Regions from separate parts of the Homo sapiens genome. Here all the other regions are linked to region 1. The links are chromatin contacts, found by Hi-C or POLR2A ChIA-PET in ENCODE. All regions are on one chromosome and are shown on one strand. The core of a region is the stretch at or near the end of the contact, and the rest is flanking DNA. Distances in the headings are between cores, read along the strand shown. Region 1 holds the start of CPPED1 (calcineurin like phosphoesterase domain containing 1). Region 2 holds the start of PARN (poly(A)-specific ribonuclease). Region 3 overlaps PARN (poly(A)-specific ribonuclease). Region 4 holds the start of SOCS1 (suppressor of cytokine signaling 1). Region 5 holds the start of SNN (stannin). Region 6 holds the start of TXNDC11-AS1 (TXNDC11 antisense RNA 1). Region 7 holds the start of ZC3H7A (zinc finger CCCH-type containing 7A).

The links. A loop is a pair of places that touch in the nucleus more often than their neighbours do. ChIA-PET counts read pairs that join two places held with the same protein, here RNA polymerase II (POLR2A). Pooled maps may share reads with other maps.
Region 2: a loop to region 1 is called in a map of chondrocyte, with 8 times the contacts of the local background. The contact joins the promoter of PARN here to the promoter of CPPED1 in region 1. A Hi-C loop is called at or near these places in 1 of 168 maps with a recorded cell type or tissue (chondrocyte), 1 of 37 single-sample maps with no recorded cell type and 13 of 50 pooled maps.
Region 3: a loop to region 1 is called in a map with no recorded cell type, with 9 times the contacts of the local background. The contact joins the enhancer-like site here to the promoter of CPPED1 in region 1. A Hi-C loop is called at or near these places in 1 of 37 single-sample maps with no recorded cell type and 2 of 50 pooled maps. POLR2A ChIA-PET finds 5 or more read pairs at or near these places in 2 of 52 experiments (activated CD4-positive, alpha-beta T cell and activated naive CD4-positive, alpha-beta T cell).
Region 4: a loop to region 1 is called in a map of naive thymus-derived CD4-positive, alpha-beta T cell, with 17 times the contacts of the local background. The contact joins the promoter of SOCS1 here to the promoter of CPPED1 in region 1. A Hi-C loop is called at or near these places in 1 of 168 maps with a recorded cell type or tissue (naive thymus-derived CD4-positive, alpha-beta T cell) and 6 of 50 pooled maps. POLR2A ChIA-PET finds 5 or more read pairs at or near these places in 1 of 52 experiments (HepG2).
Region 5: a pooled map shows a loop between it and region 1 (18-fold over the local background). The contact joins the promoter of SNN here to the promoter of CPPED1 in region 1. A Hi-C loop is called at or near these places in 2 of 37 single-sample maps with no recorded cell type and 7 of 50 pooled maps.
Region 6: a loop to region 1 is called in a map of CD8-positive, alpha-beta T cell, with 12 times the contacts of the local background. The contact joins the promoter of TXNDC11-AS1 here to the promoter of CPPED1 in region 1. A Hi-C loop is called at or near these places in 2 of 168 maps with a recorded cell type or tissue (CD8-positive, alpha-beta T cell and naive thymus-derived CD4-positive, alpha-beta T cell) and 10 of 50 pooled maps. POLR2A ChIA-PET finds 5 or more read pairs at or near these places in 1 of 52 experiments (activated T-cell).
Region 7: a loop to region 1 is called in a pooled map, with 7 times the contacts of the local background. The contact joins the promoter of ZC3H7A here to the promoter of CPPED1 in region 1. A Hi-C loop is called at or near these places in 7 of 50 pooled maps. POLR2A ChIA-PET finds 5 or more read pairs at or near these places in 2 of 52 experiments (OCI-LY7 and activated CD4-positive, alpha-beta T cell).

The regions. Positions count from the first base shown.
Region 1 is chr16:12,801,959-12,806,369 of GRCh38, forward strand. CPPED1 (calcineurin like phosphoesterase domain containing 1) reads right to left here and starts at 1,929. Exons shown (of 4, transcript NM_018340.3): 1 at 1,749-1,929. The coding sequence starts at 1,818. RefSeq lists enhancers at 109-188, 1,511-1,880 and a silencer at 1,961-2,010.
Region 2 is chr16:14,627,839-14,632,249 of GRCh38, forward strand. PARN (poly(A)-specific ribonuclease) reads right to left here and starts at 2,422. Exons shown (of 24, transcript NM_002582.4): 1 at 2,269-2,422; 2 at 1,759-1,836; 3 at 334-413. The coding sequence starts at 2,287. RefSeq lists enhancers at 1,390-1,913, 1,914-2,435, 2,436-2,958.
Region 3 is chr16:14,496,298-14,500,708 of GRCh38, forward strand. All of the region lies in intron 21 of PARN (poly(A)-specific ribonuclease), which reads right to left. Among named protein-coding and RNA genes, the nearest start is that of LINC03107, 70 kb to the left of the region's middle. RefSeq lists enhancers at 1-391, 1,797-1,941 and a cis regulatory region at 1,864-1,874. Within about 2 kb of position 1,919, at least 6 of the 41 ENCODE cell types and tissues checked have a DNase peak (open chromatin) inside an H3K27ac peak, as active enhancers do.
Region 4 is chr16:11,253,630-11,258,040 of GRCh38, forward strand. SOCS1 (suppressor of cytokine signaling 1) reads right to left here and starts at 2,575. Exons shown (of 2, transcript NM_003745.2): 1 at 2,450-2,575; 2 at 788-1,899. The coding sequence starts at 1,849. The coding sequence ends at 1,214. All of the region lies in intron 1 of LOC105371082 (a long non-coding RNA gene), which reads left to right. RefSeq lists an enhancer at 441-610 and silencers at 1,221-1,310, 1,721-1,870, 1,881-1,930, 2,031-2,770, 3,021-3,220.
Region 5 is chr16:11,666,620-11,671,030 of GRCh38, forward strand. It overlaps SNN (stannin), which reads left to right and starts at 1,836. Exons shown (of 2, transcript NM_003498.6): 1 at 1,836-1,921. RefSeq lists a silencer at 1,509-1,928 and an enhancer at 3,036-3,135.
Region 6 is chr16:11,741,153-11,745,563 of GRCh38, forward strand. It overlaps TXNDC11-AS1 (TXNDC11 antisense RNA 1), which reads left to right and starts at 1,862. Exons shown (of 1, transcript NR_186412.1): 1 at 1,862-3,354. It overlaps TXNDC11 (thioredoxin domain containing 11), which reads right to left and starts at 1,705. Exons shown (of 12, transcript NM_015914.7): 1 at 1,325-1,705. The coding sequence starts at 1,578. RefSeq lists silencers at 1,153-1,822, 1,685-2,207.
Region 7 is chr16:11,795,421-11,799,831 of GRCh38, forward strand. It overlaps ZC3H7A (zinc finger CCCH-type containing 7A), which reads right to left and starts at 1,838. Exons shown (of 23, transcript NM_014153.4): 1 at 1,704-1,838. RefSeq lists silencers at 1,070-1,229, 1,712-2,121 and an enhancer at 1,537-2,074.

The sequences.
Region 1 (4,411 bases), core at 679-3,178:
TTCAGGGGTGGGGAGGAAGACAGCCAGGCGAGGCAACCCCACAGAGTAAACTGCAAGAATAAATACAGCTGCCTTTTGCTTCTCTCCCTGCTCTGATTTCTTCTCAGGGCTCCCCACTGGCTGAGCCCAAAGGAAAACCAAAAGGCAAGGAGCCCACCGATGTAGCTCACGGAGGGCAAACCCCTGGGGCATGGTGGGGAAGGGAGAAAGGTTTGGAGAGGCAAAGGGAAGATATTCAGCATATACATCAACAGAATGTATAAGGTATATAATCATCCAATGGAATGTTGCCCAGCAAGAAAAGAGCAAAATCTTCATGTTGGACAAAAAAGACAAGGTCCATTAAAATACAGTCGTCCCAGGCCGGGCGCGGTGGCTCAGGTCTGTAATCCCAGCACTTTAGGAGGCTGAGGACGGCGGATCACCTGATGTTGTGAGTTCGAGACCAGCCTGGCCAACATGGAGAAACCCCATCTCTACTAAAAATACAAAATTAGCCGGGCGTGGTGGTGCGTGCCTATAGTTCCAGCTACTCCAGAGGCTGAGGCAGGAGAATCGCTTGAACCCGGGAGGCGGAGGTTACAGTGAGCCAAGATCGTGCCACTGCACTCCAGCCTGGGCAATAAAGCAAGACTCCGCCTTAAATGAATAAATAAGGTTTTACCATAGAATTACCGGAGAAACCTACTTTAGATAAGGTAGCAGGTAAAGTCTCTGAGGAAGTGAATGAACTTTAAAATGAGGTGTGACGGTTGAGAGAGCCAGGCTCACCAACCCTGCTAAAGAAGCAGAAAACAGCAAGCGCCAAGACCCTCAGGGAAAGAACGGCCTTGGCCCTTTTAAATGCAGTTCAAACAAGGGCAACAACAAAACCTGTTGCAGAACTGGGCAAGAGAGAGAATGACAACCCTGAAGGAAGTGGACACAAGCCTGATCATATAGGGCATTTAGGGTGACTTCCCTGGGGGTATAAAGCTGGTGAGAGCCTGGGAGGCGATCTGGCTGCAGGCAGCAAAAAGCCACAGAGGGGAATCAACAAACCAGAAACAAACCTCCCTCTTTACTTAGCACCTAGCATGCGTCCAACACCGGGTTACAAAAATACTTTTGATCTGTTTACGCTTCCAACAACCCTATGAGGCAGGTATTATCAAACCCATTTTTAAGGCAAAGCAGATAATCTAAATCCAAAATCCAAGCACTTCACTACGACTCTCGAATGCCCTCCCTCTCTACTGCTCTGATGGGGCAGTGTTACCATTTCGGTGAATGACTTAAATAAACGTCATTATGGAGTACAGAATACATAACGGTGAACAACCTTAATAAAACCGACACCCTCTAACATGCACCGAACGCTTATCCAGTAACACCCACAAGTATTCCCGTTTCACAGATGTGGAAGCTGAGGCCAAGATGCTAATGCACAGCTTGGAAACCAGGTCTCGCTGCAGAGTCCAAGCTGTCATTAACTATGCTTTGCTACCCTCCTCTTACTTCCCTTCTCTGGGGGAAGTTAGGTCAAGGCCAAGGAGGCTCCTAGACCAGATCGCTCTCTCGGCCTCGCCTCTCAACTGCGCCCCTGGAATCCCTAAGAGCAGGCTTTGATGCAGCTATGGCGGCTCCCAGGCCCCGGTGCAGCCCCGGATGGTGTCCGACTGGCGGAGCGCACACCTGAACAAAAGGTTCCCCCGGCGGAAGGTTCCGCAGCCCCAGAGTCCCCTCCCCGGGTGAGGGGCGGGCAGTACCTGCGGGAAACGCGGCCAGGGTCCTGCCCCTGGCTCTGTGGAAAACACCCCCCGCCTCTGCAGCCGACATGGCGAGCGAGTTTCTGGCCTTCACTTAGAACACTGCGTGGGTGGAAGCCGCGCGACTTCACACAGAACAACCGCTGGACCTGTCCCGCTTTGGGCGACGCCCTTTGATCTCGGGGCGGGACTGGGGCGGGACGGGGAGGGGCCCGGTGGCTCGGGGCGCCACTAGTGCTGCCTGGGCGGAGCGGAGGCGCCAGCGGCCCCTCTGGGATCGACCTGCGCGCCTGGCGAGTGGAGACTGTCTAGGGCACGCGTGGGCGGGGATAAGGCTTTGGGGTCAGTCCTTCCCTAAAGGCAGAGTTACTAGATTTAACAAGTAAAAATGCAGGACTCCCGGTTAAATTGGAATTTCAGATTTTTTTTTTTAAAGAATGACTGACTTGGTATAAATATGTCCTATGCAGTATTTGGGAGCTACTTACGTTAAATTTTTTTTTCATTATCTGAAATTCCAATTGAACTGGGCGTCCTAATTTTTTTAAATTTTTCTCTTTTTGCAGGTTTGAATGGAAGCGTCCTGATTTTTTTTTATCTGACAACTCTATCATAAAGTCAGAAGGAGCCACTGGGGTGGCTTACGCCTGTAACCCCAGCTCTTTGGGAGGCCAAGGAGGGAGGATCGCTTGAGTCCAGGTGTTGGAGACCAGCCTGGGCAACACGGCGAGAGACCTTGCCAATACAAAAAAAAAAAAAAAAAAGATGAAAAGGTGGACGTCTTGGAAGACTGTCTCAGCCTGAACTTCCCAGTGGCTGCCACCATCTTTCTGTTATTATCTTTGCTTGCTATGCACCAGGCAGGGCGCTAAGCACTTTGCACGCTGCTCACTTAATCCCCACTACAGCCCTAGGAGGTGGTGCTGTTATTAGCTGCATCCGTCATTTGGGGAAACTGACGCTCAGAGAGATGAACGAACTTGCACAAGGTGACACACATCTAGAGAGGTAGTAAAGCTGCGAGTAACCAAATTAGTGTCTCTTCAACTCAAGAGCCATTGTAGTGAACTACTTAGCCAGCATTTGTCAAACGTGTTGAAAATACAAATTCCAGAATGGACCTATTGAATCCAAATCTCTATGAAAATGATCTGTGTTTTGTTGTTGTTGTTGTTGTTTTGAGACAGGGTCTCACTCTGGTTGCCTAGGCTGGAGTGCAGTGGCACAATCTCTGCAGTCTCGATCTCCTGGGCTCAGGTGATTCTCCCACCTCAGCCTCCTAAGTGGCTGGCACTATTGGCGTGCGCCACCATGCCTGGCTAATACTTTGTATTTTTAGTAGAGACGAGTTTGACTATGTTGCCCAGGCTGATCTGGAACTCCTGAGCTCAAGCAATCCACCCACCCGGGCCTCCTAGAGTGCTAGGATTACAGGCATGAGCCACAGTGCCTGGCCTGAAAATGATCTGTTTTTAACAAGCACTGCAGGGGAGCTCTTATGATCTTACAAATTTGGGAAATTCTTTTCTAAACTAGCTGCCTACATCCAAAGCACTGTTTGAGTAGCTAATATGGCCATAACTACTGTTCTCTAATCCTTGACAAGAGTCACCCATGAATCATAGTGGTTAAGAGTATAAATGCCTATGAGTCCTGGAGTCAGTGGGCTTGGATTAATCCCGGTTCTACCCACTTACTGGTTGTATGCTCTTGAAAATTGCATAGTTTCTCTATGCCTCAGTTTCCCTATCTGTGAAATGGAAACAATAGTAGCATCTAGGTCATAGGGTTGCAGAAAGGCTTAAATGAGTTCATGTATCAAAGTGCTTAGAATAATAGTTCTAATAACAAATGGTAGGTACTCAATGAATATTAGCCATTGTTATTATTAATCAATCACTATAACCCTATTCCCTGAACATGGCCTGGCCCAGAGGAGGAGTCCCAAGAAATGTGAAGGAGGCCGGGCGCAATGGTTCAGGCCTGTAATGCCAGCACTTTGGGAGGTGGAGGTGGCGGATCATGAGGTCTACAGATCGGGACCACCCTCGCCAACATGGTGAAACCTCATCTCAACTAAAAATACAAAAATTAGCTGGGTGTGGTGGTGCACGCCTGTAGTCCCAGCTACTCGGGATGCTAAGGCAGGAGAATCACTTGAACCCGAGAGGCAGAGGTTGCAGTGAGCCGAGATCCCGCCGCTGCACTCCAGCCTGAGCGACAGAGTGAGACTGTGTCTTTAAAAAAAAAAAATGTGAAGGGGAAGCTGAGCACAATGGCTCATGCTTGTAATCCCAGCATTTTGGGAGGTTTAGGCAGGAGGATTACTTGAGCCCAGGAGTTCAAGACCAGCCTGAGCAACATAGTGAGAACTCATCTCTATTAAAAAATTTTTTTTAATTAAAAGAAATGTGAAGGAGAGAATGAATTATAGAAACAGACCCTGCCTCTTATTCACTAGCTTTGCAGTCATACTGGCCATTCAGTTCATTAAACATGCAAATTAATTTCCCTCTCTGCATATGCAGTTCTTTCTGCTTAAAATGCCTCTTCCCAGCTGGGCACCGTGGCTCATGCCTATAATCCCAGCATTTTGGGAGGCCAAGGCAGGTGGATCACGAGGTCAAGAGATCAAGACCATCCTGGCCAACATGGTAAAACCC
Region 2 (4,411 bases), core at 1,172-3,671, 1.8 Mb after region 1:
AATTAAAAAAAATAATAATAATTGGCTGGGCACAGTGGCTTGCGCCTGTAGTCCCAACTACTTGGGAGGCTGTGGCAGGAGAATCAGTTGAGCCAGGAGTTCAAGGCTCCACAGAGCAGTGATCACGCCACTGCACCCCAGCCTGGGTGACAGAGCGAGACCTTGTCTCTAAAACAAGACAAAACAAAAAAAAAAATCACTTCATGGCTAGGTTTGAGGAGAAAATACTGCACTTACAAAACCTTAATGCACAAGTTTAGTAACAATATTTATCATTTAACATAAGGAAGACTAACATGAGAAAGAAAAAGATTTCCTAGCACATCCACTTGCCTTTTTAAGCTTCTGATACCTCTCTTCTGGAGTGTCAAAACCATTTGTTAATGCAGAGACTGAAGGTCCATCACTGATTCCTAGATTTTAAGAAATAAAAATTTTTAGCTTACTAATAAATACTAACGTAAAAATGCCAGTCAATCATTCAGTGCCTCTATAATGTCGTATCACGAATTAAGGTTACTTGGAAGCACTCCCTAACTTACTTTTTTAAAATAAGCATTAATTTCAGTGGCCACCAGGTTAAACCCTCTAATAATGAACTTAGAGATGCGAATGTTTCAACATGAGAATAGGCAGTTCCAGCGTCTAAAACATGACTTAAAACACAGTAATCATGTAAGAAAACAATCTCTATGCTTGAATAAGTTTTGCTGCTTTAAAAGATTCCTGTATAAACAGACATCAATAAATCCCTAAGTATATTATTGCCAGAGTTCCAGTCTTGGTCAAGAGTTTGGAGTGGTTAATATCTATGCAAAGAATGTATCTTCAAGATTAAGAGAAAATTATTTCTCTAAGTGAAAACTCTTAGCTTCCTAGGGAAGTGATTCCAACTAGACACTACCTAAAGCCAAGGATACTATTTACCCCTGCATGGATTCCTTCATGATTCAAACATGGAAAATCAGACAGCAAAAATGGATATCCATATCAAAGGGAGTGAACCGTTCATATTGACATCAGCAATTTAAAAACTAGTCTTTGCTCCCCCTAAAAAAGGGGAAAAAAAATTTGCAACTTTAAGTGTCAGTGAAGTATTTCCTGTATACACACCTGTTGAGGCAGGCAATGAACACGTCCACTAATGCATAAAGAAATATCTCATTTATCTGCAAAAACCTGACCCTAGCCGGTCACAAAAGGGCAAATATTGTAAGATTCCACTTATATGAGATGTTAAGGGCAGTCAAATTCAGAGACAAATGGCGGTTGCTAAAGGCTGGGCGAAAGGAGAAATGGGGAGTTTAATGTGTAAAGAGTTTCAGACTGTGAAGATGAAGAAGTCCTAGAGATGGATGGTGATGTTTGCACAGCAATGTGAATGTACTTAATGCCACTTAACTGTAAAGCCACTTAAAATGGCAAATTTCATGTTATACCTATTTTACAATCAAGAAAAAAAACAGTCTGACCCTAATCCTCAAGCTCTCTGCAATGTACACGCCGCACTGTTTTAAGCAGCATCAAAACCATCATCTCTATCTGAGATCCTGAGTCCAATCACAAACCTACGGCGTATCTTCATTTCTTTCGTGCTTTTGAAACGTTTAAAGGGTAACACTGAGACCTGTGAAACCCGCCCAAGGCTACTAACAGCAAGAGGCCACCACCAAGCATAAGAAGTTGGGGGCTGGGGGATTGAAGGAGCCTTGGCTATGCACTGCAAAGTGCTAGCCTGAGCTTGCAAGGGAGGGATACCTGAAAACTCCCCATCGATGGCGAAGAAGTCGGCCTCCTCTATGGCCTGGTACACTTTGTGAAGATTACTCTTAAAATCTGCGGAGAAACCGAAAAGAGGCTCAGAACCAGTGGCCTGAATTCCTGCTAAGGGGAGAGGGAAGGAGGGCCGAGGAGCTCCCGAGGCTGAGAGCCGGAAGGGGAAAAGTCCCGGAGGTGTGCACCGGGGCGAGGGGAATCAAGTCCTCGAGGGGTGCATGGGTCAGGGGGGACAAGCCCCGGGGGGTGCCCGGCCCGGAGAAGGACAAGGCCCCGGATGGTGCCGGGGTTGGAGGAGTAAGTACAAGGCTCCTAGGGTGCACGGTCCGCAGCCGGAAAAGACCCCAAGAGGCGCACCGGCTTAAGGAGGGAAAAGCCCTGAGGGGCTGCCTCAGCCCCAGGCCCAGCCAAACACGCCGGCCATGGTCTCGGCCTAGCAGGCCAGGGGCAGCCGGGTGTGGGGAGGCGGGGAGGTGTACGGCGGACACGCACTGCTCCTGATTATCTCCATTCTGCAGAGTGGCCGGAACCTTGGCCCCACCCGGGCCCGCGCCCGCCTCAGCGGTTCTACTCGCCGAATTCCGCGGCGACTGCGGCAGTAGCTGAGGCAGCCGCAGCGGTGACGCCGGCCGCGACTTCCGGAAACAGCGCGCGCCTGCTGCGCTTGCGTCAGCGCCTGCGCGGCGGCGGGGGCGGGGCCAAGGCTGGGCTCCTTTCCCTCCTTATAGGGACAGGGGAGGGGCGTGGCTATCGAAGTCCCCAAGGCGTGGCCTAATTTGTGCGGGCTTTCACTTCAGTAGAAAAAATGTGCATGTCTCGACATCCAGTCGACCAGGAAATACTGACTGGGTTTCTGTGATATGCTAGCCACTCTTACAGGGGTGGAGATACAGTGATGAACAGGAAGACGTGCTCCCTGCCCCATTGTAGCTTAAACTTGGGGTAAGGGGAAATTCAGGCAGGAGTGAAACTTGCCATTTGGTAACACATGAAAATCGCTATTAAGAAAAAGAGCGGGGCGATGTAATAGAGAATAATGGGATCCGGGTGCGGTGGCTCACGCCTGTAAGCCTAACACTTTGGGAACCCGAGGCGGGAGGATCCGTTGAACTGAAGAGTTCGAGACCAGCCTGGACAGCATAGTGAGACCTGTCTCTTAAAAAAATAAAATTAGGCCGGACCCGGTGGCTTATGCCTGTAATCCCAGCACTTTGGAAGGCCGAGGCGGGCGGATCACGAGATCAGGAGTTCGAGACCAGCCTGGCCAACATAGTGAAACCCTGTCTCTACTAAAAATATAAAAATTGGCTGGGCTTGGTGACTCATGCCTGTAATCCTAGCGATTTGGGAGGCAGAAGCGGGCGGATTACCTGAGGTCAGAAGTTCAAGAGCAGCCTGGCCAACATGGTGAAACCCTGTCTCTATTAAAAATACAAAAAATTAGCCGGGTGCAGTGGTGCGCGCCTGTAATCCCAGCTATTCGGGAAGCTGAGGCAGGAGAATCTCTTGAACCTGGGAGGCGGAGGTTGCTGTGAACCGAGATCACGCCACTGCACTCCAGCCTGGGTGACAGAACGAGACTTGTTTTCAAAAAAAAAATTAAATTAAATTAAAAGAATAATAGGGGTTGTTACTTAGGTGATCACGGAAAGCAAAGCTGAGACCCTTAGCTACTGCATTAGCCTCTGGGAATACTATGTCGAGTGCAACATATGAGGCCCGGCCCTAATGGAATTGTATGTTGGTTTGGGGTTGCTGTTCTCCAATGCCTAGCACTGGGCTGACACGTAGTAGACACTCAATAAGCATGGGTTGAATGAATACATTCAGGTTGGTCTTTCACAAAAGCCAACTATGAAAAGTTGGTTAGTGCCGGATGCGATGGCTCACGCCTGTGATCCTGGCACTTTGGGAGGCCGAGGCAGGCGGATTGCTTGAGGCCAGGAGCTCGAGACCAGCCTGGGCAACACGGTGAAACCCCATCTCTACTAAAATACAAAGAATTAGCCTGGCGTGGTGGCGCACCCCTGTAGTCCCAGCTACTCGGGAGGCTGAGGCAGGAGAACTGCTTGAACCCGGGAGGCGGAGGTTGCAGTGAGCCAAGATTGTGCCACTGCACTCCAACCTGGGCGACAGAGCGAGACTCCGTCTCCAAAACAAACAAACGAACAAAAGGAAAGTTGATTAGAAGACCTATTTTCAAAATCTATCTCAGCCACTTATTAGTTCTGGAATGCATTAAACCTTCCTAAACCTCAATTTCCTGGGATTGTATTGAGGCTCAGTGGTGCTAATGAATGTGAACTGGGAAGCAGCGTATTAATAAATCTGTATAAATAACTGTTTAATGGGGGCCTGGCGCCATGACTCACACCTGTAATCCCAGCGTTTTCGGGGGCTGAGGCAGGAGAATCGCCTGAACCCAGGAGTTCCAGACCAGCCTGGGGAAAAGAGCGAGACCCTGTCTCCATAAAAATAAAATGAAATTTTAAAATGAGCCAGGCGTGGTTGTGCACGCCCGTAGTCCCAACTATTCACGAGGCTGAGGTGGGATAATCGCTTGAACCCGGGAGGCGGAGGTTGCAGTGAGCCAAGATCGTGCCACTGTACGCCAGCCTGGCGGGTGAGAGTGAGA
Region 3 (4,411 bases), core at 669-3,168, 1.7 Mb after region 1:
GGCTTTCCCAAGTGCTGACACAGCAGCTTAAAAAGTGGGTAGTGAAGTGCAGAAGGTAAGAAGGAATTTATGATGGCATCAAGTAGAAGCAGATGGGAGTTTGGCAAAAAGTTTAGAACTATTACTTAAAGAAAAAAAAAGAAGAAACCCTTCTTTTTTTAAAAGATGAAACACAACTTAAAATAGACTTGGGAAGCAATTCCATACTTAACAGTCTTGAGGAAGTTGACAGACAGCTGAAAGACCTAAGCAATTTACAACATTCTTCACACTTCATGGCAGAAAATTAAGATTGATGTCTCAACTACACAAGAATAATTTAAGGTAAAATCAAAGATCTGCTAGATCATGTGAAATGGCAGATCCTAAACGTCAAGAACTCTGAATAAATTCCACTCCAGGGAAGACTAAATAGTACACGGCTTAGTTAATACTATATCTTTAAGGTCTGCTTATTACATATTACAAAGAAGTACAAACAGATACCAATCATGGTTTATAGGGAGGTTACTAAGCACCAGGTTCTCTACTATCTCTAATCCTAATACATTATTCTATATCCTAAAACATTAATCTATTTTCTTCCATCTTTAATCCTACCCCTGTAAAGCAGTCTTATTTTGAATACGACAGAACAGTGCCTGAGACATGTTAAAATAACTTGCCTGATGTCACCGTGCTGGACTGCCGTGCACAGCCAGTATTTAACCCGTTGTTGACGCCCCTTCCCCTGCCTGAGGGATTCCCAATTTAATGCCAGCATACAGCCTGCAATAGGTTTTAAATTGCAACAGTATCACTAAACAATACCTACTTTTACTACATGAAACCCACTCTCATACGTCCTTTTCTTCGACTTTCTCCCCTCTTTTTTTTAAATGCTGGTATCTACCAGCATTGATTTCCTGACCCACTAAACAAGCCCTGCCTGACCTGAACTCTATAACACAACACAGCTCATTGACACCCACCATTCAAAACAGCATTTCTATGTGACAATGTGCTTTGTGTTCTAAAAGGTTAATCAACAAAAGAACGTTTAGGACACAATCTCTTCACAGCCTGCGTGTAACTGAAGCACTGGCTGGAGGTAGTGGCTGCATCTACAGATTCAAGTTGGGTCCTTTCACCTGGACTAGTTCTCAGGAACTTCAGATGCCAGGTACAAATATATACCTAATAGGCACACACACCACCTGCATCAAGACAACACTTTTGGACCTAGCTAACTTTGGCAACTTGTTGGGCTGTTTATGAAGTATTAAATCTGCCACAACATTAGTGATACGGTGATAAAGCACAGTGCTCCATGTTTCTTCTACTTCCCATAGCCACATACGCAAACAGCCTGACAGAGCAGCACATATTTTAAGGCTTACAGGTTTCAGTGGTTGAAAAGCTTAGTCTGTTTGTGTATAAGCTAATATAGGAGCTGCTGGGCTGCACTATTTACACTTTCATTAAGGGCTGCACTATTTACACTTTCATTAACTGTGTCTCTGTGGATGTTTTGAAGTGGTTTTCATCTGATAAAAGAATTTACTGGCCGGGTGCGGTGGCTCACACCTGTAACCCCAGTACTTTGGGAGGCCAAGGCAGGTGGATCACAAGGACATGAGAGCAAGAGACCATCCTGGCCAACATGATGAAACCCTGTTTCTACTAAAAATACAGAAATGAGCTGGGTGTGGTGGCATGTGCCTGTAATCCCAGCTACTCAGAAGGCTGAGGCAGGAGAATGGCTTGAACCAGGGAGTCGGAGGTTGCAGTGAGCCAAGATGGTGCCACTGCACTCCAGCCTGGCAATAGAGAGAGACTCCATCTCAAAAAAAAAAAAAAAAAAAAAGAATTTACTTATACCTCATGACTCAGCTTATTCATTAACCCAGTGAAACCCCGGAGGAGAGGAGGGGAACTGGAGAGAGAAAGAGAATGATGGGCAGCCAGGCAGAGCTGAGCTAGCTCACCTGCGAGGTGAGTCATGGCCCCTGGGAGGGAGGGTGTCTGTCACCAAAAGCAGCCTCTCCCAACCTATTAGAGAGTCACAGAAATTCCGTATCAATAGTAAATGGGACAATTTTGTCTCTGGTTCCCTTTAACCGTCCCTTGCCATGCTCCTAGCATTGGAAGCACTCAGCACTTTCCTGATGGTGCCAGGATGCTGCGCTATGAACATGAGTCCTCTTCCTAGGCCTGCCTCTCACCTCTTCCCACCTGCTAGCCCTGCAATCCACCTACAGATGCAGAGCAGCTCCAGGACACATCATACACGATCTGTCACCACCAAGAAGGTTTGAAAAAATGCCAACACCACCTCCTTGAACACCAGGCCAGCTCCTCCGTGCCTTCATGGAGCCCTGTGCCTGTGCTTCCCATCCTCTGTGGAGAGAGAACAGTTTATTTTAAAGGAAGGGAATGAAATCCTCTCTCCAGACTATGGGTTGCCTTGGGACGATGAAATTTACTTGTTGTAACTGGCAATATTTGACTTCGAAAAAGAGTTACACTTCTCCAAAAGGGAAATGGATAAAGAATGAGGATGTTATTTTTATTTTCCACATCAATTTTACGCTTTGCCTTGATGAGATGATGTGCTCAATGACTAATTTATTTCATTGGTGAGTTCTGTCTAGACCCTACACGCTGAAACCCTGAAGGTCACCAAATGTCCCCAAATGGTGGCGCAAATCTGAGTAAGAATTGTTTTGATTTTGAAGTCCCATCCTGCCTGGGCATTTAACACAATGATTCTACACTTGTATTGTTGTTTCTGCTTTTAAATGACCACATCACTTCCTTGTGGATTTGGGATCTTAGGAGGACTATTCCAGCTCTTTATTTTCTTTTTCCTTAAGTAAGCTGCTTCCCTGTTACGGGGGCTGTTGCTGCTGACACCAGACCTAAAGACAGCATTCAGGTCTGAACTGGAGCAGGTTAGGCTGCTAGGAGAGGAAGCATGCTGAGTGACATTACTCTTGAGTCTAACACAGGTAATACAGGGGGATGGGAGAAGGAGAAAGTAGGGAGAGGGAGAGAGCGGGACAGAGAGAGGAAGTGGAAGGAGACAGTGAGCCTGCAGGGGAATCAGGGAGAGCGAACTTTTCCCATTTGCTGAGGAACTGCTTTTATTAATAGAAGGTGGCAACTCCCAAAATTCAAAGAAGTAACAAGTTCTTCACCACTCCTGGACATTAAAAGGATCTGTGAAATTCTTTGCCAGCAGGAGAATACGATTTTTAAAAAAGTGATATTGACATTGTTCAGCTTTCCAGACTCAAGTCATTAAATCTCTAAATTGTTCTAAATATTCATTTTGCTTTCTACATTCTAAAAGTGTAGAGCTTTTTTGTCTATTTAAACATTCATTGTAAAAACCAACTGGTTAGATAAAAAAGTCAAGCCAAAAGAGAGAAATGTAAAAAACTAAAACAAGCCAGGTGCAGTGGCACGTGCCTGTAATCCCAGCTACTCAGGAGGAGGAGGCAGGAGGATCACTTGAGCCCAGGAGTTCAAGTCCAGCCTGGGAAACAAAGGGAACCCTGTCTCCAAAAAATGTTTTAAATAAAAACAATATTAATACAATGGCAAGTGTGATATTATCACATGCCAAAGTATTTTTGAATATTTTATAACATTGTATTTTAAAATTCTCAATGACCTGAGAGTTTCCTACAATGTCAAAATACTCAACACAAATTAGGAAACTGAAAAACAACTTCTGAAAGTCAGGTATACAGAGAGAAGAACACAGAATGCTTTTTTTCATTCTTTGTTTTTTGAGACAGTCTCACTCTGTCACTCAGGCTGGAGTGTAGTAGCACAACCACGGTTCACTGCAGCCTCAACTTCCCAGGCTCAAGCAATCCTCCCACCTCAGCCTCTCAAGGAACTGGGACTACAGGAGCTTGCCACCATGTCCGGGTAATTTAAAAATTTTTTTTGTAGAGGTGGGATCTTGCTACATTGCCAGGGCTGGTCTTGAACTCCTGGGCTTAAGGAATTCTCCTGCCTCAGCCTCCCAAAGTGCTGGGATTACAGGCATGAGCTGCTGTGCCCAGGCTAGAATGGTTTCTGTAAACTTTATCTTTTACTTTTTTTGTTTTGTTTTGTTTTTTTAAGACAGGGTCTCACTATGTTACCCAGGCTGGAGTGCAGTGGCTATTCACAGGTGTGACCATAGCTCACTGGAGCCTCAAACTCCTGGACTCAAGCAACCCTCCCGAGCAGCCAGGGCTATAGGCACGTGCCACCAAGCCTGCCTACACTTGTGGATTTTATAAAGTACTCTCTACATTTCTTTCCCTAGAAAAAAATATTACCACCCTTTAGATTCTAATTCTAAAGTGCTACATCTAATACCTCTAACATAAGTAAAGTCTCATTTTAAAGCATGTCCAATGAATAAATTTGC
Region 4 (4,411 bases), core at 1,325-3,824, 1.5 Mb before region 1:
CTGAAAACATCCACCTCCTCTATGATGCGCAGAAAGTTGCCCTTAGAAAGGTGGAGGCCCAGGGAGGCAAGGGGAATTGCCCTAGCCGCCAGCAGCACCCTCCCGCCACCACAGACCACACAGTCTCCTTCTGGCTCCAAGTTGTGTGTTCACCAAAAAGTACACAAGACAGAGCAGGGTGAGAAGAAGGAAGCTAGACCCAGCCCTGTATCCCCCATCTCATCTCAACTGAGTATCCCTTGATGCTGGTTCAGAATGTGCCACTCCTCTGTCCAAAAACTCACTAAGCCCCCACCCCCACCCCTTCCTGGAAGCTGTTGTGGTCATAGAACCAAAGAAGTTTCCTCTCTGTTATCCATTTCAAGCAGATGTTTAGTGGACAGCCAAAAAAAGGCCCAAGTGTTGTCTTTGACAGGAATGGCCACAGGCAGATTTACTCAGTTTTCCCTTCTGTAGAATGGAAATAAGAGCCCGTGCCTCACAGGGTTGTGCCTCTCTTTATAGGATTAAGTAAATTTAAGTATGCAAAGCACAGAATTAGGGCTGGCACGCACAAAGTGCTCAAACGCGAGCTGCTGTCTTACCGGACACACGCCAAAACTAGACCAACCGTTTCTCTCCCTGGAGAGTTGTGGGTGGAACCGTGAGGGATGCCCAGCCACAGGGCAGGCCCCGTACACCACCTGCAGCCCAGCAGGTCAGCCTTAGGACCCTCTCCCCTGGACCTGTTCAGAACCAAGTTAAACTTTTGGCCAAAGCACACTCGCTAGAAAACTTATTTTTTTTTAAAAAAAAAACTTTCATAATAAAGTTTATTACCTAAACTGACTTTAAAAAATATAAAATAGGATTCTGCACAGCAGAAAAATAAAGCCAGAGACCCTCCCCCAACCCCTGGTTTGTGCAAAGATACTGGGTATATGTAAACATGAAGAGGTAGGAGGTGCGAGTTCAGGTCCTGGCTCCAGATACAGTTAAGCTGCTACAACAACCAGGGGGACCCAGAGGGAGCACCAGGAGGGGGAGGACCCCCTCAAGAGGTGAGAAGGGGTCTGCGGCCTCGTCTCCAGCCGAGGGCGGGAGGCGCCTCGCCCCTACACCCATCCGCTCCCTCCAACCCAGGCCGGGGAGGGTACCCACATGGTTCCAGGCAAGTAATAACAAAATAACACGGCATCCCAGTTAATGCTGCGTGCACGGCGGGCGCTGCCGGTCAAATCTGGAAGGGGAAGGAGCTCAGGTAGTCGCGGAGGACGGGGTTGAGGGGGATGCGAGCCAGGTTCTCGCGGCCCACGGTGGCCACGATGCGCTGGCGGCACAGCTCCTGCAGCGGCCGCACGCGGCGCTGGCGCAGCGGGGCCCCCAGCATGCGGCGCGGCGCCGCCACGTAGTGCTCCAGCAGCTCGAAGAGGCAGTCGAAGCTCTCGCGGCTGCCATCCAGGTGAAAGCGGCCGGCCTGAAAGTGCACGCGGATGCTCGTGGGTCCCGAGGCCATCTTCACGCTAAGGGCGAAAAAGCAGTTCCGCTGGCGGCTGTCGCGCACCAGGAAGGTGCCCACGGGCTCGGCGCGCAGCCGCTCGTGCGCCCCGTGCACGCTCAGGGGCCCCCAGTAGAATCCGCAGGCGTCCAGGAGCGCGCTGGCGCGCGTGATGCGCCGGTAATCGGCGTGCGAACGGAATGTGCGGAAGTGCGTGTCGCCGGGGGCCGGGGCCGGGACCGCGGGGCACGGCCGCGGGCGCGCGGGGGCCGCGGGCGAGGAGGAGGAAGAGGAGGAAGGTTCTGGCCGCCGTCGGGGCTCTGCTGCTGTGGAGACTGCATTGTCGGCTGCCACCTGGTTGTGTGCTACCATCCTACAGAAGGGGCCAGCCGGAGGGGTGGGCCATAGCGTCCGGGGGTGCGCTGCGGGAGAGACAAAGAGGTGAGCTGGGGCGCTGCGGGGCCGGGCAGGTGTGCGCCGGCCGGACAACTCCGGAGGGCGGCGCTCCCGGCGGACCCGGCCCTAGGGGGCGAGCACGGAGCACCAAGTCCGCGCGGATCCGTTCAGCCTCAGTGGACACAGCTAGAAAATGGGCTCTGTACTCCGCGGAGCTCTTCCCGGCGGGTGGGGGCTCGGTGGAGGCGGAGTCCGGCCTCCGGGCAGCACCGAGAGGGGGGCGTGGAGAGCAGCCGGTTCTGGCTCCAGCCGTCCGGCCCCGGCTCGCCGCCCCGCGCCCGCCGCCTGCTGGCCAGGCTGGGATCCGCGCCTGGTCTGGGCGATTTGGGCTAGGGCCGGAGAAAGGCTGTGCTGCGGGAGCCCCGCGCGCGGGGGGCGGCCTGGGTGGGGCCGGCGAGGGTCAGGGGCATCGCGGCCGCGACCCCATTCTGCAGCCCCCGAGGCTCGCCCGACTCCTGGCTGCCCTGGACTCCCCTCCCTCCTCCCTCCCGCCTCCTCGCCCAGGGCCCGGCTCACCTGGCGGCGGGGCGCGGGACGCCGCGGGCGGGACGGCGGGGGGCTCCGGGGCGCTCCGGGGCGGCTCTCGCGCATGCTCCGGGGCCAGGAGCCGTGCAGCTGCCACGGCCGCAGCTCGCTCTGTTCGGCGCCCGCCCCTGCGCCAGTCTTTTAAACCGGCTCGGAGGCGGGGCTGGCGACGGCGGGAGGCCCCGCCCCCTGCCGGCCCCGCCCCCAGCTCCACTTTTGGTTTCTCTTTCCGCGGTGGCGTCCGGCGAGGACCGCTTCGGCCCTGTTTCCCTCTCTTCTGGACCCTCCCGCGGGGCCCTCTGCCCGCCTGTTCGCACCTGCCCCAGCACCCGCCTCTCGAGGGGCTCTGGCCCCGACCCTGCGCCTTCCGGCCACTTCTCGGACCCCTCCTTCGGACTTGGCGACCCCGATTTTGCCCCGCTACCTCGGGTTCCACTTTCTGCCGCCAGGCCCTCTTGGGACGCGCCCTGACACACCCTCCTCCGCCCCAGCTGTCTCCACACCCGCCGGGGGCAGAGCCCTGTCCTCTCCTCCCCTGCAGCCAGATCCCCCTAGGAGGCCACAGAAGGTGTCCCCAACCCTGAGCCTGACCCCACCCGTAGACCCCCTCCTAGCCCCTGCTCCACCCGCCGTCGACGCCCTCAGTCGCCCGCCCTGCTGTCCCGAAGCCCCGGCCGGCCGCGGTCTCTGGTCTTGGCTCGGGCTTCCCGGGAAGCGGCGGCCTGACCACAGGCTTCAGAGGAACCCCTGGCGGCGCGGGCGCCTCCACCCCGGCCCAGTTCCTCGGAAACTGGGCGGGGCCGGGCAAGGTCCCTGGTGGCCTCGACTGCCCTCCCTGCGCTCCCACTACCCGGCTGCGGAAGAAACTGAGGCTGGGGAGGGGCTGGGATTTGCAATGGCTTGCAGATTGGGAGCTCTGGACCTGGATCTCGCCTTCCCCGTCTTCATTTTGGGGAGAGGTGCAGCTGGACGACATCAAATTGGAGCCCAGTGAAAAAATGGTGCATTCTCAGACGTGATGAATCCCCAAACCTGGTTTCCTAGCCCTCCTCTCCCCCGACCCCTTCCTCATAGATTTCCCCCTCCTACTGCTCCGTCAGGCATCTGCCCTTCAAAGACTGCCTTCCCACCACACACACGGCCGGGGCTTGGGATGGTGGGCGGTCGGTGGTCGGGGCTGTAATTTGCACACGTGTTTGTGATTTAGTGATTCCGATTGTCGTGCGAGGCCATGGAGTAGGTGCCTGGCTGCTCCGTGTATTTTTGAATGAAGGCATGTGAGGAGCCCCAGCATCACAAGGGGCCACATAAAAACCTGGCTAGGCTGGGCACTTGGTTACTGGCCTCACACTGGGACACACTGCCCTCTACAGACAGCTCTCAGACGGCTTCTCTCCTGGAAGCCCTGGTGCCCAGTCCCTTCCCGCCTCCCTGGCCCCACGATACCTCTTTCCCCAGGCAGAGCCTAGGTCCTTATTAACCTCCTGAACACAGGGAGTGGCCCAGAATCAGCCCAGCTTAGCACCCCATCAGTGCCCTGAATCTGCATGTGGCCAGGGCTGGTGGTGGTCATTGGTGTAGCCTCCTAGGTTGTGCGTGTGTGTGCGTGCGCGTGCGTGAGGGGGTGAGAGAAGATGCAGAACCTTGCCTGCACCAGAGGTCAGGTGTGTGATCATTCGAGAGATGTCCACTGAACATCTGCTGGAGGCCACACTCTGTGGAGGGTGATGGAATACAAGGAGACCCAGTTCCAAATCTGCACCTTTCTATTCTTGTGACCTTGAGCATGTAATTAACCTCTCTGCCATGGTTTCTTTATCTGTGAAATGGGGATAATAATAGTACCTCTAGCAGGGCGCAGTAGCTCATGCCTATAATCCCAGCACTTGGAAGGCCAAGACAGGAGGATTGCTTGAGCCCAGGAGTTTGAGAACAGCCTGGGCAACAAAGTGA
Region 5 (4,411 bases), core at 586-3,085, 1.1 Mb before region 1:
ACCTAGTCCTGGGAGAGAAGACCAAAAGTTCATCACACAATGTCAAAAATGTACAATTTCACAATGGGTAGGCTGGGCATGGTGGCTCAAGCCTATAATCCCAGCACTTTGGGAGGCCGGGGCAGGAGGATCACCCAGGAGTTTGAGACCAGCTCAGGCAACAACAAGAGACCCTATCTCTACAAAAAATTAAAAAATTAGCCGGGCATGGTGGCATGCACCTGTAGTCTCAGCTACCTGGGAGGCTGAGGTAGGAGGATCGCTTGAGCCCAGGTTACAGTGACCTATGATTGCACCACTGTACTCCAGCCTGGGCGACAGAGCAAGACCTTCTCTCTAAAAAAAAGAAAAAAAATTGCTTCGTCAAATCTGCCCACATTCATAGATATAGGCTGAGTGGGACGATGGCTTGAGCCCAGGAAGGAGTTGGATGGAGGCTGTAGTGAGCTGTGATTGCACCACTGTACTCCAGCCTGAGTGACAGACCAAGACCCCGTCTCAAAAACAAAACAAAAAACCCCAAGGGAGCTACTCTTGGCTGGGCGATCAGGGAGGGCCCTCCTGAGGAAGGGGCACTTAAGCTGAGATCGGGAAGATGAAGTAGAAGAGTTCCAGCTGCAGGGAGCCACATAGGCAAAGGCCTGGCGGTGGGAAAGGCTTGGTGCACTGGGCGCAGGGAAGAAAGCCCAGCGAGGCTGAGTGGAGGGAGTGAGGGCCTGGCCACCTCAGCCTCGTGAGCCCAACCCGCCATGCTCTTCCAGAGGCTTCTGCTTGAGAATGGGAAAGAAGTTTCCAGCAAATAAGGCCCCCGTTCCCAGGAGGAGGTCCCAGCTCGCCCTGCCCCCTCCTGTCTTCTCAAGTCCCCTGGGCCACAGAAGCCTTGAGGGACCCACCCTCACCCCTTCTGTGGGCCCCAGGGCTGGGGTGTCCTCTCGCCGATGGCCTTCTTGGGGTGGATGAGTGGAGATTACTCCAATAACTGGAGCCTCTGTCTTCCCAGGTAGACAGGCCTGGCCTCAAAACCCTCTCTCCATCAGGAGCAGGCTGTGGGACTTCAGCTCTTTGGAGCCTCAGGTTCCTCATCTGTAAAATGGGAAGATTCTTTCTTCCGGAGTCATCTTAATAAAATGTGTTGGGCTGTTTATACAGGGCAGGCATTTGGTGGGGGCCAAACCACCGGGTAATTATGCTAAAAATAACTATGATTATAGGTGGCAGAGGGGTGCAAATGCCTCACAGCCTCATCCCGCAGAGGAATGAGAGCTTCGTCAGGGCCGGGACCTTGTCTGGCTCGTGGCTGCTCCCACGACGACTGGCGTGGCAGGCACGTGGTCAGTGTTCCGCCATCGACTGACTGGGCGGATGAATGATACATAAATGAATTCGCGAACGACTGATGCCCAGCTTCCTCCCGAAGCAAGGTCATTCACCTCAGCGGTCGCGCCTCTCCCCTGCCCCTGCCCCGGATTCCCCGCCGCTCTCAGCTCTCGAGGAGTATGCAGCACTCTTCCGTGCAGCGTGCCTCAGTTTCCTCCGCTGTAAGCAGGCGGGACCAAGGCAGCCTGCCGGGGTCAGGATGAGGCTGGCAGAGGAAGGGCGCCTGTAGTGGGGCCCCGTACCCACGGGCGCCCAATCCGCGCTCGCCAGGGCCGAGCCCGCCCGCCGCGCGCAGCCCCCGCCCCACCGCCTGCCGGCCCCGAGCACACGTGACTCCGCCCCGGCCCGCCCCGCCCCGCCGTCCCAGCGCGGGCTCCCATTGGCCTTTCTGGGAGGCCCCGTCCCCAGCCGGGGAGGAGCCGGGCCCCGCCCGCCGCAGCGCGGGGCTCCTGCGTCCCGAGTGCGCGGCGGCCGGACCGGGCGGGCGGAGCCGGGCCCGCGGGGCTGCTGCGGGGCGATCGGGCCGGGCCGCTGCCGCGCCATGGTGAGCCGGGCGGGGCAGGCCGCGCGCTCGGGCCGGGCGGGGGCGCCGGGGCCCGGGGGCGGGAAGGGGGAGGCCAGGACGAGGAGGGGCGCGCGCGGCGGCGGGGCCGGGCCGGGGTCTGCGGGCGGGGGAGGGGCGGCCCGGCGGGCGCGGCTCGGGGGAGGGTCCGTTCCAGGGGCCGCGCCCGCGGGCTGGGGTTCTTTGTCAGCGGCGCTGCGGCGAGATCCGGACAAAGGAGGCGGCGGGGGGCGGAGGCCGCTTTGTGGGGATCGCGGGGCGCTCGCCCCCGCCCGTGCAGCCCCCGCCCGTCCTCAGCTACGCTCCCGCCTTCCCCCGGCATTTCGGGGTTCTTCAAAATTCTGGGAGCTCCGGGGAGGGCTCCGGGGATAGGGGTCCAGGTGACGTCCGGCGCCCGTCTCGCGGGTAGGGAAACTGAGGCCGGGCCGCAGCGTTCGGCGCCCGGTTCCGTGGGCAGCGGCTGCGCGGCGTGGGCATGCCTAGCTCCCCTGGTCCCCGTCCCACACCCCGCCTCCGTCGGGCCGATTCGAGCTACCTCCCCAGCTGCCGTCCCCTCTCCAGCTGTCGCCCCCTGGGCCGAGCCCCCTCCTCCCTGGAGCCTCGCTTTGCTCCTCCGTGGAGTGGGGGAGACGCCGGCGCCGCCGGGCAGGGTGGAACGGGAGGGTGCGCGGAGCGCGCCTGGCACCGCGCCTGCCACGCCGCCCGCGCTCAGCACTCGGGAGCCGCCGGGGCGCTGTCACCCCTAAGTCCCCAGCACCCAGCCCAGGTCGCCCAGCCCGCCCCAGCGAGGGCCACACTGGGGTTCACCTGTCCGCGGCCCCTCAGGCACGCGGGAGAGGAGGTAGGGAGAATGTGGCATTTTAGAGTCAGGGTCGAAATGCGGGATTTTGGATGCAGGTTGCCTGGGTTTGAATCCCTGCGCGTCTACTTTTGAGCTGTGTGACCTTGGGCAATGGACTTAACTTCTCTGAGCCACCAATTTCTGTATCTGCCAAGAGGGAACAGTAATAGCTCAACTGCCCTGTTGTCTTGAGGCAGAAAGGAGACATCTGCGTGAGCTGTTTATCTCAGTGTCTGGCACATATAATTGCCACCAACTTTCTCCGGCATCTACAAGCAAAGTTGTTTGGCCAAACAGGCCAACCCTGGGGCAGCCTGTGAAAATGACCAGCGGGTGATTCACAGGGTGGGGGCATGAGCCTCTGGCCTGGCCCGAGGAAGACCCCGACTGACCTTGGGGCAGTCCCGGTTCAGAGCTCTGCGGGCTCCCGCTTCCTCTTTTGCCACTGGGGAACCTAGGGGATTCTGGAGCGAGTTTCCTCTTCTGAGGATGGGGGTGTCATGGGTGGGGGTGGAGGATGAGATAACACTGGCCAGAGAGCTGGGCACAGCCCCATCAGTGTCAGTCCCACTGGCATCCGGCCGTTCTTGGTCCTGGCTTCTGGAGGGCTGGGGCCTTGTGTGATGCGTCCTTGTGTCCCACTGGCTGCTGGAGGCCCAGGGCAGAACGGACGTCCCGCCTCGTCCTGGCTGTGTCCAGCAGTGCCCTCTTCTCCCTACAACCCTGTTTTCCCAGTCAGAACCTGGGGCAGGAAACGTTTCTGGTTTGTGACCCGGGGTTCGCTGAAGAGTTTGTTGGCACCCTTGGCAGGTGGCTTTATGGGGGGAGGCAGTACTGAAAGCCCCGTAGGGATGGCTGGTCCCCTGTAAGCAGGGCAGCCCTCCTGGCGTCTGTCAAGGAGCCTCAGGAGGTGGCGGCTGCAAGGCGGGGGTGTTTTGCTGGTGGTGAGCCCGGCAATGCTCATGATGTGCCCGGTTGAGTTAGGAGGAGGCAGCGTGTCCCTGGGGAAGGGGTGTTTGTGGCACTGGGCCTGGGCCAGGCTCTGTGCCCTTCTGGCCCTGGGGGTGGGCTTGGGGATCCCTCGGGCTCAGTGTTCTCCCTTTGTCCCTGCTGTAGCACACAGGAAGGTGTGGCTGGTGACATGCAAACCTGGTGACCTCATGTCCCTTTTGTTTTCACTTTTCTTACCACTTCTCATCCTCCCCACGACCTGGTAGATGAGGTCAGGGACTCGTATCCGCTTTGCGCATTGAGAAACTGAGGCCAAGAGGAGCAGCTTGCTTGGCTGGGCGGAAGCAGGCCGCAAAAGTGAGTGCTGGTCTGGGAGGATGGAGGGGACTCCAGCCTGCTCTACTGCGGTCTGTGGGCCCCCCGGGCCTAGAGCACATGGAGTGGCCTCTGGAGTGGGATCAGGCTCAGACAAGCCGGGGTCCTGGGAGGGAGAGCAGGACAGGAGGATACCCGTCCCCTCTCTGGTAGCTGGGGCAGGGACTGTCCATTTGAATGGCTCTGACGGGGTGGGGTTCACCCCCGGCTCTGCCCCCATGCTCCTTGGGTCCCAGTTACGGATCTCTGTGGGCCTTGGCAAACCCGGCAGGACAGTGTCAGTAACACCTGCAAGCTTGGGCTGC
Region 6 (4,411 bases), core at 612-3,111, 1.1 Mb before region 1:
AGTTATTATAATTTATCTTTCCACTAAAATCCCCGATCTTTTGACACCTCTTTGACAACTGGCCACATATCGTGCTAAATAAACTCAAAAATGTTCCGAGGTGAAATCACAGATATCATAGTAGCAATACAGATCTTATAAACTGGAATCCCAAAAGACCCACTGTGGATTTGGGAGACCAGAAGTACACCTGAAATATACAGCAAATTTTGTATGTGTGTACATTCCTGAAAAGACACACATGAACTTTCATGTTCCTACCCCCTACACCCCAGCCTACTGTCAGGCCTTTTTATCAATTCCAGGGAAACACCAAGCTTGCCCAGCCTCAGAAACTCTGCATTTGCTGTTCGCTCTACCGTGGACACGCTCCCCCGGGATCTTCCCAGCGCTGGTCCCTTCTCCTTTTTGTATAAGCTTCAAATGTCACTTCCTTAGGAAGTCTTTCCCCACCGCCATCGTTTCTATGCCCTGCATAGCACTGAAGCTTTAAAAAATTATATTTACTTGTTCACTGTCCCATCCACTCAAGGGAGCAAAAAGTTCACCCGGACGAGCGTCCGGCACATAGTAGGTGCAGATAAATAATCGTTAGATCAGGCCGGGTGCGGGGCTCTCGCCTGTAATCCCAGCACTTTGGGAGGCCGAGACGGGTGGATCACGTGAGGTCAGGAGTTCGAGACCAGCCTGGCCAACGTGGTGAAACTCTGTCTCTACTAAAAATACAAAAATTAGCCAGGCGTGGTGGCGCGCGCCTGTAATCCGAGCTACTCAGGAGCTGAGGCAGAAGAACCCCTTGAACCCGGGAGGCGGAGGTTTCAGTGAGCCGAGATCGCGCCACTGCACTCCTGCCTGGGACACAATGCGTGACTCCGTCTCAAAATAAAAATAATCGTTAGATCAATGAGTGCGGGAATTCTAAAAGGGGTCTGGAACTCTCGCAAGGTTGTGGATCACTACACCTGAAGCTTAAGGGGAATGAAATCGGTGAGAAATGAGGGTCCTACAGCCCGGGCCGAAGTGACAGGTCCACCCCTAGTGACTCCAACAGGTGAGGAGCACCCCCGACCCGCCTCCCTCGGCACTAAAGCGGGACGATAGGGCGCAGGGCTCCACCCGGAAGCCTCGCCATAATGTCCGCGGGCGGGCCGGGGCGAGGAGAAGGTGGGAAGCCGTGGCCGCAGGTTCCGGGAGGGGTCAGCCGTCCTGGGCAAGGTCAGGCCCGACTTCCCCGGCTGAGGCCGCTGCGACCCGGCCCTGCAGGCTCCAGGCGGCAGAGCAAGGGGAGCGCCCTAGCGGGGCCCCAGGGTCCGGGCCGCCTCACCTGCAGGTGAACTTGAGGGCGAGGAGCAGCGCGCAGCCGAGCGCCACGGCCCCGCAGAGCAGCTCCGGCCGCTGGCGCGCCATGAGGAAGGCGCCACGCAGCCCGCGACGGAGCCGGCCCGCCGAGGACGCTGTGGCCAGGGTCGGGCTCGAGCTGAGGCAGTCTGAGCCCGCGGGGCCGCCGCCGCCCCCTCCCTCGTCCTCGGCGTCCTCGCTGCTGCTGCTGCCGCCGCCGCGGCCTCCGCATTCCGACATTACATGCTCCCAGTCGCCGGCTTTATACCGCCGCCGCCGCCTCGGGCCCGAAGGCCCGGCCCGGCCCGTTGCTCCCCAATCCCGCAGCTCGCCGCACCCGCTAACCCGGACGCTCCACGTCAGCCGCGCCGCCGCCGCGGGGTCCGCCCCACCTCACACCCCAGAGCACGCAGCTCCGCCCACCGCTCACGGAGTCCGGGCGGGCACCGACACCGCCCAAATCCCCGCCCCCAACGGGCCACGCCCTGCACCCTACGTAAATGCACGGAAGCCTTCCCCGCCCGCAGCCCAGTCTTGGCCCCACCGGTCACGACCCCGCTCACGGAGTCTGCGCAGGCGCCGTCGCGGGGCGTGGAGAAGCTGCTCCCTTGGGATAAGGCCCGCGGGGAATACTTGGAACCTTGACACCGCTGTAGTCTGCTCTCGCCGCGCTGGGTTTTAGGAGCCGTAACGACAATAATCGTGTCCACCATTCTCACTACAGGCCCCGAAGCACGTAGGTGCCGTTTTTTATCCCAACTTAACTGAAGAAAAAAAAAACACGGCCGGGCGCGGTGGCTCAAGCCTGTAATCCCAGCACGTTGGGAGGCCAAGGCGGGCAGATTACATGAGACCAGGCGTTCAAGACCAGCCTGGCCAACATGGTGAAACCTCGTCTCTACTAAAAATACAAATATATTAGCCGGGCGTGGTGGCGGGCGCCTGTAATCCTAGCTGCTTGGGAGGCTGAGGCAGAGAATTGCTTGAACCCTGGAGGCGGAGGTTGCAGTGAGTGGAGATGGCGCCACTGCACTCCCGTCTGGGGGAGAGAGAGAGAGAGACTCTTGTCTCAAAAAAAAAAAAAGGACTTGTCCTCCAATGTCAATAACAACAAACTAGACAAATAAAACTTCGAGGGCATTAAGGCAATATGGTGTTATGCCACAAACAGAAGGCACAGCTAACGGCCAGTAGCTGAGACGCCACCTCTGCCACAGGTCAGCTATGTGACCCACGTGCAAATCTCATCACTTCCTGTCTGGTTCTGCTTCTGTGGATGTAGAATGGGGCAATCAATGGCTGTCTTGCTCAATTGGCCAGACATTTAATGTGTCAACCACCCAGGCCCAACATGTTGTGAGTTCATGTACACCGACCATTTTGCTATTTCTTTTCTATATGTCACTTTTTTTTTTTTTTTGGTTGTTTTTTGATACAGGGTCTTGTGTCACCCAGGCTGGAGTGCAATGGCGCAATCATAGCACACTGAAGCCTTGACAACCCCAGCTCAAGCGATCCACCCCCGTCAGCCTCCCAAGTAGTAGGCAACACAGATGTGTGCGACTACGCCCAGCTAATTTTTTTTTTTTGTGGAGACAAGGTCTCTCCATGTTGCCTAGGCTGGTCTTGAACTCCTGGGCTCAAGCGATCTTCCCCCTTCGACCTCCCAAAGCGTTAGGATTATGTAAAAGCATGAGTCACTGCGCCCACCTGTCACATCTTTTTGTTTCTTCTATACTGCCTTATTTTGTAGAAAGTAGCTATTTTCTCGTATAACATTAATTCCTTTATTTTTAACTTGTCCCTCATCTCTGTTTTGTGTTATTATTACCCTTATTATCTATGTTACAAACCCAACCATACAGTGTTAATCTTGTTTTAAAAAGCTGAGAAAAAATATATAGTTACAGAGTTTTTTTAACCTTCTAATTTGCCACTTATACTTCTGTTGATTCCTTTGTGTAGATTAGAGTTACACAATTTATTGCTAAAGAAAATAAATATGGTCAAAAGTCACCAGTGTCCTCATTCACTGTAGCTTGCTGCAACAGAATTTACCCTACACTTCCATAAGACATCTGACATTTGCACAGGGCTTCATAAGGTCCAAAGTACTTTCGTTGTCTGTGGTTTAATCTCACAAAACCCATAGTCCTTTGTGAGCAAATGCAAGGCAGTGTCTTACTGACCAGAAAACCACCCTGGATTAACAAAAGAATGCCTCCTTTCCTCTTCACTTTCTGAGCAACTGGGGCCCTGCTCTGGCAGCAGAATGTTCTCTTTTTTATTTTTTGTAGAGATGGGATCTCACTGTGCTGCCCAGGCTGGTCTTGAACTCCTGGCCTCAAGTGATCCTCCTGCTCTGGACTCCGAGAGTCCTGGGATCACAAGTCTGAGCCACTGCAGCTGGCCCAGAACGTTCTTCTGAAACAATTATAAATTTGTTTCAAAATACACTAGGCCTTTCGGGTCAGGCTGTACTACTTTTCATAGGTTAGGTCAGCCCTAACTCGTCCACACCAACTTGTATCTGAGTTTTCCATAGCCACTTTTTTTTTTTTTTTTCTTTGAGATGGAGTCTCACTCTATCGCCCAGGCTGGAGTGCAGTGGCACCAGGTCGGCTCACTGCAACCTCCGTCTCTTGGATTCAAGCAATTCTCCTGCCTCAGCCTCCCAAGTAGCTGGGATTACAGGTGCCCACCACCACGCCTGGCTAATTTTTATATTTTTAGTAGAGATAGGGTTTCACCATGTTGGCCAGGCTGGTCTCAAACTCCTGACCTAAGGTGATCCACCCGCCTCGGCCTCCCAAAGTGCTAGGACTACAGGCATGAGCCACCACGCCCAGCCTCTTGGCCACTTTTTATACCAAGATCAAGTTGCTCGGGGTTTGAGGAGGGAATGGGGCAGAGGAATATATATGTGTCATGTGCTGTGACAGTGGTCCCAGAAAATTATGATACTGTTTTTATTGTACTGTTTCTTTTCTTTGACAGAGTCTTGCCCTGTCACCCAGGCTGGAGTGCAGTGGCACCATCTTGGCTCACTACAACCTCCACCTCCTGGGTTCAA
Region 7 (4,411 bases), core at 588-3,087, 1.0 Mb before region 1:
ATTGTATGTATGTATGTATGTACGCATGTATGTGGAGAGGGAGTCTCGCTCTGTTGCCCAGGGAGGAGTGCAGTGGCACAATCTCGGCTCACTGCAACCTCTGCCTCCCGGTTCAAACGATTCTCCTGCCTCAGCCTCCCCAGTAGCTGGGATTACAGGCGCCTGCCACCACGCCTGGCTGATTTTTGTATTTTTACTAGAGACGGGGTTTCTCCATGTTGGCCAGGCTGGTCTCGGAATTCCTGACCTCAGGTGATCCACACACCTCGGCCTCCCAAAGTGCTGGGATTACAGACGTTGAGCCACCCCGCCCGGCCCGTATATGTCATTTTAAATTTCCAAATAGCCACACTAAAAAAAGAGAAAAAGAAAAGCAGTGAGATTAACTTTTGTTTTTTTATTTGTTTGTTTTGAGACAGTGTCCCAGGCTGGAGCACAAAGGCACAATCTCAGCTCACCGAAGCCTCAATCTCCTGGGCTCAAGGGATTCTCCCACCCCAGCCTTCCGAGTAGCAGATTCTCCCACCTCAGCTTCCCGAGTAGCTGACTACCGGCGTGCGCCACCACGCCCAGTTAATTTTTTGTATTTTTTGTAGAGACAGGGGTCTCACTATGTTGCTGAGGCTGGTCTTGAACTCCTGCACTCAAACGATCCTCCTGCCTCAGCCTCCCAAAGTTTTGGGATGACAGGCATGAGCCACTGCATCCTGCCAAGATTAATTTTAATGATCTATTTTCGTTAATCCAATTTGTCCCAAACATGACCATCTCAACATGCATTTAAGTATAAAAGATTACCAATGACATCTTTTACTTTCTTTCTCATCCGAAGTTTTTAAAATCAGATGTACGTTTCACAGCTGGGACCGCAACTGAAACTGGCCCCATTTCGTGGGCTCCATCGTCCCAAACGGCGGGGGGTCAGTGGCCACCGTACTGGGCATGGCAAGGTCCTTCGTGGTTCAATACCGAACACGGGCAACTCCTTTTCATCCCTAGACAGGTGGGGACAGGAAAATACCCAACTCCTGGCAAATCCACCCAGTCCCGACTCAGGCTCGACCTCGGAGGCCCCGGCCGGGCCTCAGGCGGCCCCACCCCTTTGCTGCCCAGGCCTGACCGGAAGCCCCGCTAATGGGAACTGACAGGTCCCGGTCCCGGTCCTCCCGGGCGGCGCCCCCGCCTCCGCGGACCCCAAGGCCTCTCCCCGCCCGGCCCAGGGCTGCACCCCGCGCGAAAAAATAAAAAAATCAGAAAGGGGGGTAAAAAAGACGGATGAGCCCCAAATTAATGCGCCAAGCTCTCCGCCGGCATCCTTCCCGCCCCCAAGCCCAAGACGCTGAATCGGGATCCCCGCGATCACCAGAGCAGACAGAAATAACCAAAAAAAAAATTTTTTTTTAGTGAAATCACCAAAAAGGAGACATTTTGCCGAGGGAATGGCAGGCAGAAGTGGGTCACGTTATTCTCGGTGGGGGAAGGGGACGGCGCGCCCACCCGTCCCTCCGCGCGCACAGGCCCCGGCCCGGCTCCTCTCAGGGTCCTCTCGGGTCCGCGGGCCCCGGACCCCGCCGCCCCTCCCCCGCCCCGCCCGCCGTCCGTTAACGGCCGCGCGCGAGCACGAGGCGGCGGCGCGCGCGGGGGGGGCGGGGGCGCGGGCGCGCGCGTTTCCTTCATGCCCGGCGGCGTCCCCCTACCCCTACCTGTGGGGACGACGCGCCGGCCGGCGGCAGAAGGCAGGCGGAGGCGGGCGGCGGCAGGCGGGCAGCGGTGGCGGCGGCGGCGGCGGGGCCTGGGTGCTCGCTCGCAGCTCTCCCTCGGTTAGCGGCGGCGGCAGCGGCTCGGTTGCGCCCGCGGCGGCGCCCTCTAGCGGCGGGAGGCCGCGCTTGCCGCCCGGGAGACGCCGCCATTGGCTGCGCCGGAGCTACGGGCTGGGGGCGGTGGCGCCACGTCTGACTGGGGGCAGGGACCTGGGCGCGCCGTTCAATCCGGAGCCCCGGCGTCGACGCGCGGCCCACTGGGTGAGCCAATGGGAAGGCCACGTTGCGCACTGGACGCGCTCGGACTCAAGACTGATTAACCAGCACCGGGGTTTTCTGGGGCCTCGCCTGGGCCGCGGCCTGAGCAGAAGCGCTAGGAGGTAGAACAGCGTCCAGCGGGGAGAGGAGCTAGAGTCGGCATCGGGAAGCCCACCCTGGAGCCTGCTTAGCTTGACGAGCCCTCAACCGGGGCGCCCTGCTCTGCGAAGAGTAACCCTGCATCCTCAGAACAACCGTGATTGTCTTCATTCCTACATATGAGGAACGGAGGCGCGGAGCCCCACGGCAGCCGGGGATCCAAAGACAGCCTCCCTCCAGTTCCATCTGCCGGCTCTTGGAAGGCCTGGATCCCTGTCCTTCAGGGCCCAGCCCAAATGCCGCCTCGTCCATCTGCATTTTACGGCCAGGTGCCCCGCTGCGGGCACGGCTTCTTGTAAAATGCTCAGCTCAGCAGTGGGCGAGGCAGGGTCCCTGCCCCATGGGATGGAGGGCGGAGATCAGGACCCACAAGAGCCCAAAGAAGACCATTTTGGTCGGTGAAGACCAAAGAAATTCAAGCAGGAGGATGTGACAGGAGCTTTTGGGAAAGCCTCTGAGGAGGTGACAGCCATGCAACCGTGTTCGGGGAAGTGTGCCGCAGGCAGAGGGGAAATGAGTGCAAAAGCCCTGAAGCTGGAGTTCGGTGTCTGGATAACAGGAAAGGCCTGCATAGCTGATGTGTGCCAGAGGGGAGAAAGATCTGTGACACAGGGGGGCCGCCATGTTTAATTTGGAGTTTTGTGTGGAAGGGGGTCATTCATTGAGTCTGAATTGGGAGTTCCGAGGTCTCATTTATATTTTAGAAAGTTCTCTCCTGCTACTATGCAGAGATTGGGCTGTAGGAGAGACAAGAGGGGAAGTGGGGACTCTAGCTACAGTAGCTCTTCCAGGGGTCTGGGTGACGTAGATTTACAAACCAGAGTATTAGCTCAGGCTGCCATGACAAAATACCCCAGACCAGGCAGCTTAGACAACAGGAATTTATTTTCTCACAGTTTTAGAGGCTGCAAATCTAAGGTCTGGGTGCCGGCAGGGCTGGTTTCTGGTGAGGCCTCTCTCCCTGGCTTGCAAACAGCTGCCTTCTCACTGTGTCCTCCTATGACCTTTTCTCTGTGAGCAGGAATCCCTGGTGTGTCTTCCTTTTTCTTACAAGAACAACAATTTTACTAGATTAGGGCCCCACCCTATGACTTCATTTAACCCCAGTGACTACCTAAAAGGCCGTATTCAAATAGTCGTATTAGGCCAGGCGCAGTGGCTCACGCCTGTAATTCTAGCACTTTGGGAAGCCGAGGCAGATGGATTGCCTGAGCTCAGGAGTTGGAGACCAGCCTGGGCAACACAATGAGACCCCGTCTTTACTAAAATACAAAAAATTAGCCGGGCATGGCGACGTGCACATGTAATCCCAGCTACTCGGGAGGCTGAGGCAGGAGAATCGCTTGAACCTGGGAGGCAGAGGTTGCAGTGAGCTGAGATCGCGCCATTGCACTCCATATTGGGCGAGAGAGAGAGTCTGTACCAAAAAAAAAAAAAAAAGTATAAGGGTCCTATGACTTCATTTAACCCTAATGACTGCCTAATATGCCTAATAGCCATATTAGGGTTAGAGCTTCAACATACGGACTCCGGGGTGGGTATGTGCGGAGCGGGGAGCGTTTCAGTCCGTAACACCAGGTAAGTGCTGCAACAGATATTGGAGAGCTGATGGGCTGTGGTTTTAGGGAAGCTCCTCTAAGAAAGGGGTGGATTATACCGGGCGCACTGGCTCACATCTATAATCCCAGCACTTTGGGAGGCCGAGGCAGGGGGATCACGAGGTCAGAAGTTCAAGACCAGCTTGGCCAACATGGTGAAACCCTGTCTCTACTAAAAATACAAAAATTAGCCAAGCATGGAGGCAGGCGCCTGTAATCCCAGCTCCTGGGGAGGCTGAGGCAGGAGAATCACTTGAACCTGGGAGGTGGAGGTTGTGGTGAGTCGAGATCGCGCCACTGTACTCCAGCCTGGGCGACACAGCGAGACTCCGTCTCAAAACAAAATAAGAAAAAGAAAGGGGTGGATTATTCTCGTGACCAGAGGCTGCTCATCATTCAGGCCTCAACTACAGTAGCCTCTCTTGGAGAGGCCTTCACTGACAGCCCATCTAAAAGTTGCTCACTAACACAGCGCCCTATCTGATCTTCCAAGCAGTCATCATGATCTGAAATGACCTCGTCTAGTCCTGTTGCCAGAAGGCTCAGGAGGTCTCTGGATACTGGTGACACCCCAGCCCCAGCCAGTTTCCAGGTTCTTGACACCTTGGAGAGAAAGAATTCAAGAATGAGTTGAAT